2 separate regions of the Mus musculus genome follow, and region 2 is linked to region 1. Evidence: chromatin contacts called from ENCODE Hi-C or POLR2A ChIA-PET data. All regions are on one chromosome and are shown on one strand. Each heading gives the region's core, a stretch centred on a gene start or an enhancer-like site at or near the end of the contact. The rest is flanking DNA. Distances are from core to core; before and after follow the strand shown. Region 1 holds the start of Zfp235 (zinc finger protein 235). Region 2 holds the start of Zfp114 (zinc finger protein 114).

Evidence for each region. Hi-C counts contacts between places; a loop is a spot of excess contacts on that map. ChIA-PET counts read pairs that join two places held with the same protein, here RNA polymerase II (POLR2A).
Region 2: a loop to region 1 is called in a map of heart, with 2.3 times the contacts of the local background. The contact joins the promoter of Zfp114 here to the promoter of Zfp235 in region 1. A Hi-C loop is called at or near these places in 2 of 37 maps with a recorded cell type or tissue (T-helper 1 cell and heart). POLR2A ChIA-PET finds 5 or more read pairs at or near these places in 1 of 5 experiments (embryonic stem cell).

Annotation. Positions count from the first base shown.
Region 1 is chr7:24,130,406-24,135,514 of GRCm38, reverse strand. Zfp235 (zinc finger protein 235) reads right to left here and starts at 3,143. Exons shown (of 5, transcript NM_019941.3): 1 at 2,292-3,143; 2 at 1,028-1,366; 3 at 200-257. The coding sequence starts at 214.
Region 2 is chr7:24,172,147-24,177,255 of GRCm38, reverse strand. It overlaps Zfp114 (zinc finger protein 114), which reads right to left and starts at 2,234. Exons shown (of 4, transcript NM_001029933.3): 1 at 2,107-2,234; 2 at 1,090-1,147. The coding sequence starts at 1,104.

The sequences.
Region 1 (5,109 bases), core at 1,894-4,393:
TTTCCCAAGTGCAGTGCACTTTGAGCACATGTCCCACTGTCCTCTCTTATCCCTCCTCCTTCCAGACCTTTCTTCTCAGCAACTTCCCCTCTTCCTTCATGCAGTTCAGAGAGGCTCTGTGTAGAGCACTTGCCCAGCATGCAGGGATCATGTTTCCAATCCCTAGCACTGTGGGGATGGGGGAAGCAACCCAACTTACCTGTAACTTGGTCATTGTTCTCTTCTCTTTGAGACAAGGCAGGGCTCTGGGAAGCAAGCTGGGGAAGAGGGGCTTCGTGAGAACACTGCTAGGACAGTTGGTCCACATGGCTTCCTCAGCTTCTCCATCAGCCCCAAGGGCTGTGCAGGTTGACCAGGCTTTTCTACCTGCTTCCTGCTAATCAGTAGTGTAAGGCTCCAGGTTACCAGGTCATGCGTGCCTCACTTCACTCACAGCAAAGGGTTAGACAAGCCCACAATTCTCTATTTCTGGCAGCTTCAGGGATGCCGTGTACTCGCACCTTCACAATGCTGCCTGTAGTGATGGGCTTTCCATAAAAACAAATGTTTAAGAAGTCTCGAGCTCTCTGATGAACGCTGTGTCATAACTGACCACCACTATCTAAGGGTCTGTTAATGTGACAGCTATCTTACATATAACTATTTCCTTACACAGTAGTGAAATCCCCACCCCCATATTCTCTCCTTCTAAAAATTTTAAATTCTAGTAAACGTTGCTCATCTGCAAGAGCCCCCACCAAGTTTCTTTTCCCACATACATGAAGATAATCACCAATAAAAAGCTAAACCCTCTCTAAGGAAAGGGGAGTTTGGCCTTGCGATATGGCTCAAAGGGTATGAGCGACTGCTGCTGAGGCTGACCACCTGAGTTCAAGACTCTGAAGCCCACGTGGTGGAAGGAGTGACCCTACTCCCACAGGTAGTTTTCTGACCTATTCCTTTTATCAGCTATGGAACGTCCCACTCTTTAAGTAAATAAACAATGAAATATATGCAAAAAGAGCACATCAAAACCAGAGTTGCATACCACTTAAGGCTTTAGGACACTGCTATCTGCCATCACCGTTCCTCTGACAGACTCCCGTGGGAAGCTAGACTCTCTCCAGGGCTCCACAAGCAGCTGAGACGGGTCCAGGAATCCTGGGCAGCGCCGTCTCAAGCAGAGCCCAGCTAGAGAGGACCGGCCGACGCCAGCGGTGCCCCTCTTCTCCCCGGAGATGCAGACTCGGTCCCCGAGAAGACACACCGAAACACCAGCACACAGAAGGGTCGCGGAACGCTGCAGGATGTCACCTCATCAGAAGTACTGCCAGGGAGCCTGGCCTTGCGGCAGCGGAAGTCACCTCAGCCGTCACTGGCGCTGGAACTACAATTCCCAGAATGCGTCAGCGGAAGCGCCTAGCTCTGTGCTTTTTCCGGGACTACATTCCCCAGACTACTAAAGCCTCCATATGTTCCAAGCTCTTTTAACTGGCATGTGAGCCTTAGAAATCGCTTTTTGGGAGCTCGCTCACCGGGGGTGCTTTTCGGTTTCTTTATTTTTGAAATGCCATGTAAGACATCTATGGATACTTTTTTATTTCTGTTCTGTTTTGTTTTGTTTTGTTTTTTCCCCGAGGCAGTTTCTCTGCGTAGCCCTGGATCTCCTGGAATTCTGTTTGTAGATCAGGCTGGCCTCAAACTGAGAGATCCCTTTGTCTCTCGCTCCCGGGTGCTGGGATAAGAGGTAAGCACCACCATGCCCAGCTGTGGGTCCTTTTTAAGAACACTGAAGTCTCATTTTATATTATATTATAAAAGCTAAAACTTCAACTGCTCAGCTATAGGAGCCTGATTCAGCAGCAGAGGCAGAGTCCCTGAATAGAATCCTCCAGTCACAGGCTGTGGGAGTGATGGTAGAGCACAGGGTGTCTGGGTCACTATTCTACTGCTATGAAGAGACACCATGATCAAAGCTTGTTTCAGAGGCTTAGTCCATTAACATGGCAGAAAGCATGGCTCCCTGCTATTTCCAATCATTCAAATACATAGATGTATGGGGGCCACTGTTAGTCAAACCATCACACTCTGCTACCTGTCTCGATAAGCCTTTGCCCATATCATAATGCCAAATGCGTTCAGCCCAACTTCAAAAGTCCCCACCATCTATTGCAATCCCAATATTTTTTAAAAATCTAAATGTCAAACTTTTATGATACTCATGACAATCTCTTCATTGTAATTCCCTGTAAAATCAAAATCAAAAAGCAGACCACATAATCCAATGTGTTATGGCATAAAATATACTTTACCATTTCTTAATGGGAAGGCAGTATAGTGAGGAAACACTGGACCATAGCAAGACTAAAAACCAAAGGTGGAGGCCAAACTCTGCATCTCCATGCTGATGTCAAAGCACTCTTCAGATGCTTTACTCTTTCGGCTATGTTGGCTGTAACACACTTGTCTCTCTCAGGCTGGTTTCACCTCAGTCTGCAGCTCTCTGCAGCTGGGATCCCATAGTTCTGGCATCTTCAACATCTTGTGGTCTCCGACATAATCCAGGTTCACAGCTTCACTCAATGCCCTCTCTTGGCCACTATGCAGGAACTCTCCTATACTACAACTGCCTTCAGGGCATTTCCTTCATTACTAAGGGAGGCTCAAGAACCCTTTTCTTGTATCCTTGACTCTAAAGCCAGAACCAAGTGTTTCTTGTATCCTTGACTCTAAAGCCAGAACCAAGTGGCCAAAGCTGGCATGTTCTGCTGCTCGATGGTCTGGACCTTGGCCCCATCCGATTCTATGTCCACTATCTTTCTGGAACTGATGGCCTTCCTCGTGCTGAAGCTGGAACTGATGGCCTCCCTCATGCTGAAGCTGTACTGATGGCCTCCCTCATGCTGAAGCTGGAACTGATGGCCTCCCTCATGCTGAAGCTGGAACTGATGGCCTCCCTCATGCTGAAGCTTTTCCTCTTCCTTCTCACAGGCTGGAGGCTTCGCTGGGTGGGGTGTTGCCCTGAGGTCAGCACTCCCTTTATAGCATTCAGAATCAGGCTTTTCCTTAAGCCTTCACGGTGCTTCTTTTCTCCTCACACTCCACACTGCATAGTTCTTTCTGTCTGGCTTGCTCCTCCTCATGCTGGATCTCCATGAGAGCGACTGCTAATAACCACAAGACACAGTCAACACAAGGCTGTCTGGAAATCTCCCCTGCTTATGCCAGTAATACAAAACTCATCAACTTAGCTTCAGGCAGATTTTTAGGATGAGGACAAAAATCACCCACTTTTTTTCCTCAGTATATGACTAGAATGGTTTAGGCCATGTACTGTTTGCCTCTGAAACTTCTTGAGCTGCCCCCCACCCCCAGCTCAAATTGCCCTTGTCTTGCATTCTCCTCCTAGGATGACCCACTAAGCTCTACTAATCAAAAAGCACTTAATAATTTTGTAGTGGAAAGTCCTAAAGTCTTCCATATTCCTTCAACAAACAGCATGGTCAGGCTTGTCACAGCAATACTCCAGTCCCTGGTACCAACTCCTGTCTTGGTCACTGTTCTATTGCTTTGAAGAGATACCACAAGTCCAAGCAACTCTTACCAAAGGAAGCATTTAACTGGGGGCTGGCTTACACTTTCAGAGGTTTAGTCCTTTATCAGAGCAGGAACATGGCAGCAGGCAGGCATGATGCTGAAGAAGTAGCTGAGACTTAGATCCTGATCCATATGCAGAGAGGCAGAGAAAGAGAAATGGACTCACATGTGCTTTTAAAATCTTGATGCTCATACCCAGTGATAGACTTTTTCCAAGAAGGCCACGCCTGCTCACCTTTTAAATCCTTTCAAGGAGTTCCACTCCCTGAAGACTAAGCATTCAAATATATGAGCTATGGGGGCATTCTCAGTCAAACCACAACCTGCCTAGAATCCCCCAGTGAAGGGCTGGGAGCCTGGCTCAGTGGTAGTACTGACACCTGACGTATGTGACTCCTGTATTTGTGCCATAATTACTCTTCTTCTTCCAAACATGCACACACACACACACACACACACACACACACACACACACACACACACTAATTGGAAGCAAAGGGTAAGTAAAACTGGAAAAGCTGTTTTCTTGAGTGCACCAGAAGCTAGGTTTGAGAAACACTGGATTTAACTCATAGCCAATGCTGTGTCCTTGGATATTCACCACCCATACAACCTACAGATACAACAAAAAAAGAAAACCATTTATTGATTCTCACAATAAAAGCAAAGTGCCATATTGAAGCCGGCAAGAAGACTCCATACCAGCTAGCCTGACCTCTTAGTGTGGCAGAAACAAGAGACCCTGCCCGTGGCCTGCAAATGCCTTGGCAGGTACAGGCCCGGGGACCTGAGTTCAATCCTTGAAACACACACAGTGGAAGGAGAGAGCTGACTTTCTGTAATTTACATCTGCCTCTACCACAGGTGCTGCAGCACACTGGTGTACACACACACACACTCACACACACACACACACACACACACACACACAGAGGCATGCAAACACAAATTAATAAATAAATACATAAATAAAGTAAATGACATATTACAGGAAGACGGCTTACTTTGTCTCAGCGAGTTGACAATCCACTTCTGAGCCAACCATGCTGCAGCCACATGTCAGCTTCTTGCTTGGAGGACAGTTCAACTCAGTGCTACTCTCTTGTTCCATCTCCCTCCCTAAAACATAACAAAACCATGTCCATTTACCATGGAGTCTCAGGATCTGCTCTAGCTTGTAGCTCAGGTTATTGACCTAAGTCTAGAATACTGTGTCAGAGACAAGAGTATGGACTGTGTTTACTCCACTGTTATACACCCATTCAATCCTTCTTAAACAGGTTCAGTGTGTGTGTGTGTGTCTGTCTGTCTGTCTATCTGTCTGTGTCTGTGGGTACAGGTGCCCTTGTGGGCTACAAGTGGATGCCAGATCCCCTTGGGCTAAAGTTACCTGTGATTTGTCAACTTGCAGGGAAGAGGGAGCCTCAGCTGAGGAGATGCCTCCATGAGACTGGGCTGTATGCAAGTTTATGAAGCATTTTCATTATTAGTGGTTGATGTGGGAGGGGCCCAACTCACTGTAAACGGTGCCAG
Region 2 (5,109 bases), core at 985-3,484, 43 kb before region 1:
CTCAGGACGTCCCGTGCAGGAAGTGAGGGTGGCTAGAGGTCTGTGTGCATGTGTGTATACATGTGTGCATACATGTCAGTGTACTTAAGTACATGAGGGTGCACATGAATGTACAGGATGAAGGAGAACCCCTGGTGCTGGCAACCTTTCTTTTTGTTGTTTTTGAATCATCAGGGTCTTTCCGCGCCTTAGAACTTGCCAAATAGGCTAGGATGGATGCTAATGAGCACCAGGGAGCTGCCTGTCTCCACAGAGTCCCAGAAACAGGAGACCTGCTTCAGTGAGGTGGAAGAACAAAGCCCAAGTTTGAAAACATGTCTTCTGATGTCTACATACATGCTTTTGCATGTCCACAACCAACATCCTCACACAATAATAATAATACAAAAATTTAAAATGATCAAAATTCATGAACCACACCAATAGGGAGAATTTATATGTATTTGTAAGATAAAATTAGGTGAGCAGTGGAAAACGATGTCACTTTTAAAATGTAGGAAAACTTAAAAGACTTTTTTTAATGTATGTGCATGCCCTGTGTGTACATGTGTGTAGGTGCCCTGAGAGACCAGAAGAGGGCGCTGGACACCCTGGAATTGGAGTTACAGGCAGTTGTAAGTATCAGGTGTGGGTGCTGGGAACTGAGCCAGTGCCCTTAACTACTGAGCCATCTCTCCAGCCCACTTTTTTGAATTCTTTTTAGTCATCCTTTTACACTTTCCTGTGTGCACTGCACTTTGAGCACATGTTCCCACTGTCCTCTTTTTTTGTTTTTGTTTTTGTTTCGAGACAGGGTTTCTCTGTGCAGTCTTGGCTGTCCTGGAACTCACTTTGTAGACCAGGCTGGCCTCGAACTCAGAAATCCTCCTGCCTCTGCCTCCCAAGTGCTGGGATTAAAGGCGTGTGCCAACATGCCAGGCTCCCACCGTCCTCTCTTATCTCTCCTCCTTCCAGTCCTTTCTTCTCAGCAACTTCCCCTCTTCCTTCATGCAGTTCAGAGAGGCTCAGCTGTAGAGCACTTGCCCAGCATGCAGGGATCCTGTTTCCAATCCCTAGCACTGTGGGCATGGGGGAAGCAACCCGACTTACCTGTAACTTGGTCATTGTTCTCTTCTCTTTGAGACAAGGCAGGGCTCTGGGAAGCAAGCTGGGGGAGGAGGGGCTTCATGAGAACACTGCTAGGACAGTTGGGCCACATGGCTTCCTCAGCTTCTCCATCAGTCCTAAGGGCTGTGTGCGCTGGCCAGGCTTTTCTTTCTAGTTTCTACTCATAGGTAGTGCCATGCCTCACCTTGCTCACAGCTGGGGCTTAGAAAAGGCCACATTCTCTATTTCTGGGTGCTGGGCACTATTGCCTTCACAAATCTGGCTGTGTTAGTGGGCTTCCCAGAAAAACAAATCTTTAAGAAGCTCTGAACTCTGACGAATACTGCGTCATGATTGATCACTGCTCTCGGAAGGGTCTGTTAATGTGACAGCTCTTACACACAATTGTTTCCATACATAGGAATGATAGTCCTCCGCTCTGTCTCTCACACTAAAAGGTTTAAATACTAGTAAATTAAATGCTGTTCATCTGCACGAGCCCCCCACAAAGTCTCTGTTTCCATGTGCATGCAAATAATGAGATATAAAAACCCTCTCTAAGGAAAAGGGAGTTTGTCCCTGGGAAATGGCTCATCAGATAATGGTGACTACAGACGAGGGAGACCACCTGAGTTTCAGTCTCTGAACCCCGCATGGTGGAAGGAGAGACCGGACTCCCACAAGGTATTTCCTGATCTCCTTCATACACAAGCTGTGGCACGTCCCACTAAGGAAATAAGTAAGTAAATTAAAAAATGCAAAAAAAAAATCGCATAAAAACCAGTTGCAAACCACTTAAGGCTTCAGGCCACCTCTCATCACAACTCCTCCCCCATGCTCCCTTGGGATGCTAGATTCTTCCCTCGGACTCCTCCTTCCCCTCCGGAAGCAGGGGAAGTAGGACCAGGTAGCACCGCTTGGGGCTGAGCCCAGCAAGAGGGGACTCAGACACTGCCGCCGCCATCGCCATCGGTGCCCCAGTTCTCCCTGTCCGTGGACTTGTTTCTCCAAGGGACACACCGTTAGCACGAGCACACACGAAGGGCCGCAGGACGCTCCAAGTTTTCACATCTCCAGAAGCACTACCAGCCCGCCTCCGCTTGCAGAAGAGTCTGACCGCCTGGAGTGGGAACTACAATTCCCAGAATGCTTCAGTAGAAGCGCCAAACTATAGTGCCCTTCTGTAATGACATTCCCCAGCTCTCTAAAACCATCAATAAGTTCCAAGCTGTTTTAACTACAGTGGGCCCCCGGAAATCTTTTTTTTTTTTTTTTTTTTTTTTTGGTGGAGCGGGAGAGGAGGAGGAAGGGGGAGCTTGCTCTCCTGGGTTGCTTTTCGATTTATTCATTTCTGAAATGCCACTGTCAGGGCCTGTTGTTTGCCGTTGTTTGTAGACTCAAATAGTATGCAAAAGCAAAGAGTGTTTTATTCAGCAGAAGACCAGCGGGGATCCCTCATTCCAAAAAGGAGAGAACCCAAAGTGTGATTGTAAGCCCAATTTGAAGCACATTAGGGGAGTTCCAGGATAGGTGCGCTTTGTCTTACTTCACCTTTAGGTATTCTAGAACCATTACCAGGGCGTGGAGGGCCCGAAACTATTGCTGAGGAATCCTAGGATAAGTGGGCTTTGTCTTACTCTATCTCCACGGAAATTCCAGAACCATTACTGAGACATGGGGCTGGAAACTGTTGCTGACCCATCGTCCTAGATTCAGGCTATGTGGCTGGGCACCTTCTAGTTTCTGACTAGCTGCCTGACTTGTTTGTTTGTTTGTTTGTTTGTTTGTTTGTTTGTTTTTCTAACTTGCATGGGCTTTCCTGAACTTGCCCAGTTCTTAGGCCTAGTCTCTTGAATACTGATTTGAAACCTATCATGGAGCCATCACGAAAGACAAATATGGATATTTTGTTATTGTTGTTTTGATTCCCCTACCCCCACCCCTCCCCGGAGACACAACATCTCTCTGTATGTAGACTTGACTGTTCTGGAACTCCCCACCCCCTCCCGTAAACAATGGTGGCCTCTAAGGCATAGATCAGCCTGCCTCTGCCTCCCTAGTGTTGGGCTGAAAAGTGTGGGCCATCACACACTGCTATTGATACTTTTGAAAAACAATGAAGTCCCATATTATATTTCTATATAAACGTTAAAACTTCAACTGTGAAGCTATAGGAGCCTGATCTGGCAGCAGAGTTAGAGCCCCTTCATAGATTCCCTCTGTAAGGCATTGGGGAAAGGCTCAGTGGTAGAGCCCTGCCTAAAATCTTCTAGTGAGGGGTTGGGATCATAACTTGATGGTAGAACCCCCTGCCTAGAATCCCCCAGTGAAGGGCTGGGGGTGTAGCTCAGTGGTAGAGCCCCTGTCTAGAATCCCCCAGTGAGGAGCTGGGGGCGTGGCTCAGTGGTAGAGCCCCTGCCTAGAATCCCCCAGTGAGGGACTGGGGGTGTGGCTCAGTGGCAGAGCCTCTGCCTAGAATCCCCCAGTGAGGGGCTAGGGGTATGACCTGGTAGTAGAACATGGACGATCTGGGTCACTATTCTATTGCTGTGAAGAAACACCATGACCAAGGCAACTCTGACAAAAGGAAGCATGTAACTTGGGTCTGGCTTATACTTTCAGAGCTTTAGTCCATTATCCTGTCAGGAGCATAACAGCAGGCTGGCAATGGTGCTGAAGAAGTGGCTGAGACTTATATATTGATCCATACGCAGAAGGCAAGAAAAAGAGACATTAGGCCTAAGACCCTATATCCTCATCCGCCAAATCTTTTAAAAGAGTTCCACTCGCAGGTGCCTAAGCATTTAAATATATGAGCTTATGGAGGCTTTCTCACTCAATCCACAACCTGCCTAGAATCCCCCAGTGAGGGGCTGGGGTCATGGCTTGGTGGTAGAGCCCCTGCCTAGAATCCCCCAGTGTGTGTGTGTGTGTGTGTGTGTGTGTGTGTGTGTGTGTGTGTGTGTGTGTGTGTGTCTCAGTGGTAGTACTGACACCTGACATGGCACCCTGTGTTTGTGCCATAATTCTTCCTCATCCAAACACACACCCATTAATTGGGAACAAAGGGTAAGCTAAAGCTGGAAACCTCGAGTTCTCGGTACAATATTTAAGGAACACTGGATTCAACTTGTATCTAATACTGTGTTCCAAACTATTCAACACTAATACAACCTACAGACACGACAAAAACACTCTTTATGGCTTCTAACAATAAAAAAGGATGGCACACCTGACAGTTCACACTGTATGTACTCAAGCAAACTGTCCGAATGCAACAGGCAACTAGACTCCATGCCAGCTAGTCTGGAGGCTCAGAATGGCAGAAACAAGAGATGCTGCCCGTGGCCAGCAAATGTCTTGGCAGGTACAGGCCTGAGGACCTGAGTTCAATCCTTGAAATATACACAGTGGGAGAAGAGAAGTGACTCCCTGTAGTTTACATCTGCCTCTACCACAGGTGCTACAGCACACTGGTGTGCACACACACACACACACACACACACACACACACACACACAGAGAGAGAGAGAGAGAGAGAGAGAGAGAGAGAGAGAGAGAGAGAGAATTCATTAATACAAATAAACTACAAATTGTAGAAAGACAATTCGTCTTCTTTCTTTTGTCTTACTTTGTCTCAGCGTGGCTGAAACACTACTTCAGACCCCAGCACGCTGCAGCAATGTGTCAATAAGTCTCTTGCCTGAAGGACAGTTCAACAGAGTTGCACCCTCTTACTCCCACACCCTCCCCAAAACATAACAAAAGCATGTCATATAACCGGATTTTCTTGGACCTGCCTGCAGTATAAAGAAAGAGGCTGAGACTTTTATACAGTTTAAAGCTTAGGCCTTTTGCCAGGGCAGTCTCTCAGCTAGGGTTTAGACTTAATTTGACTATTCTAGCCTACAACCTGACCCACCATGTGGCTGGCCCTTTACCTCTCTGCTCCTTCCCCCACTCATCTATATTTCCTTCTGTGTCTGCCTCCAAATCTTCTGCATCTGTCTCCTCCTCTCCCCC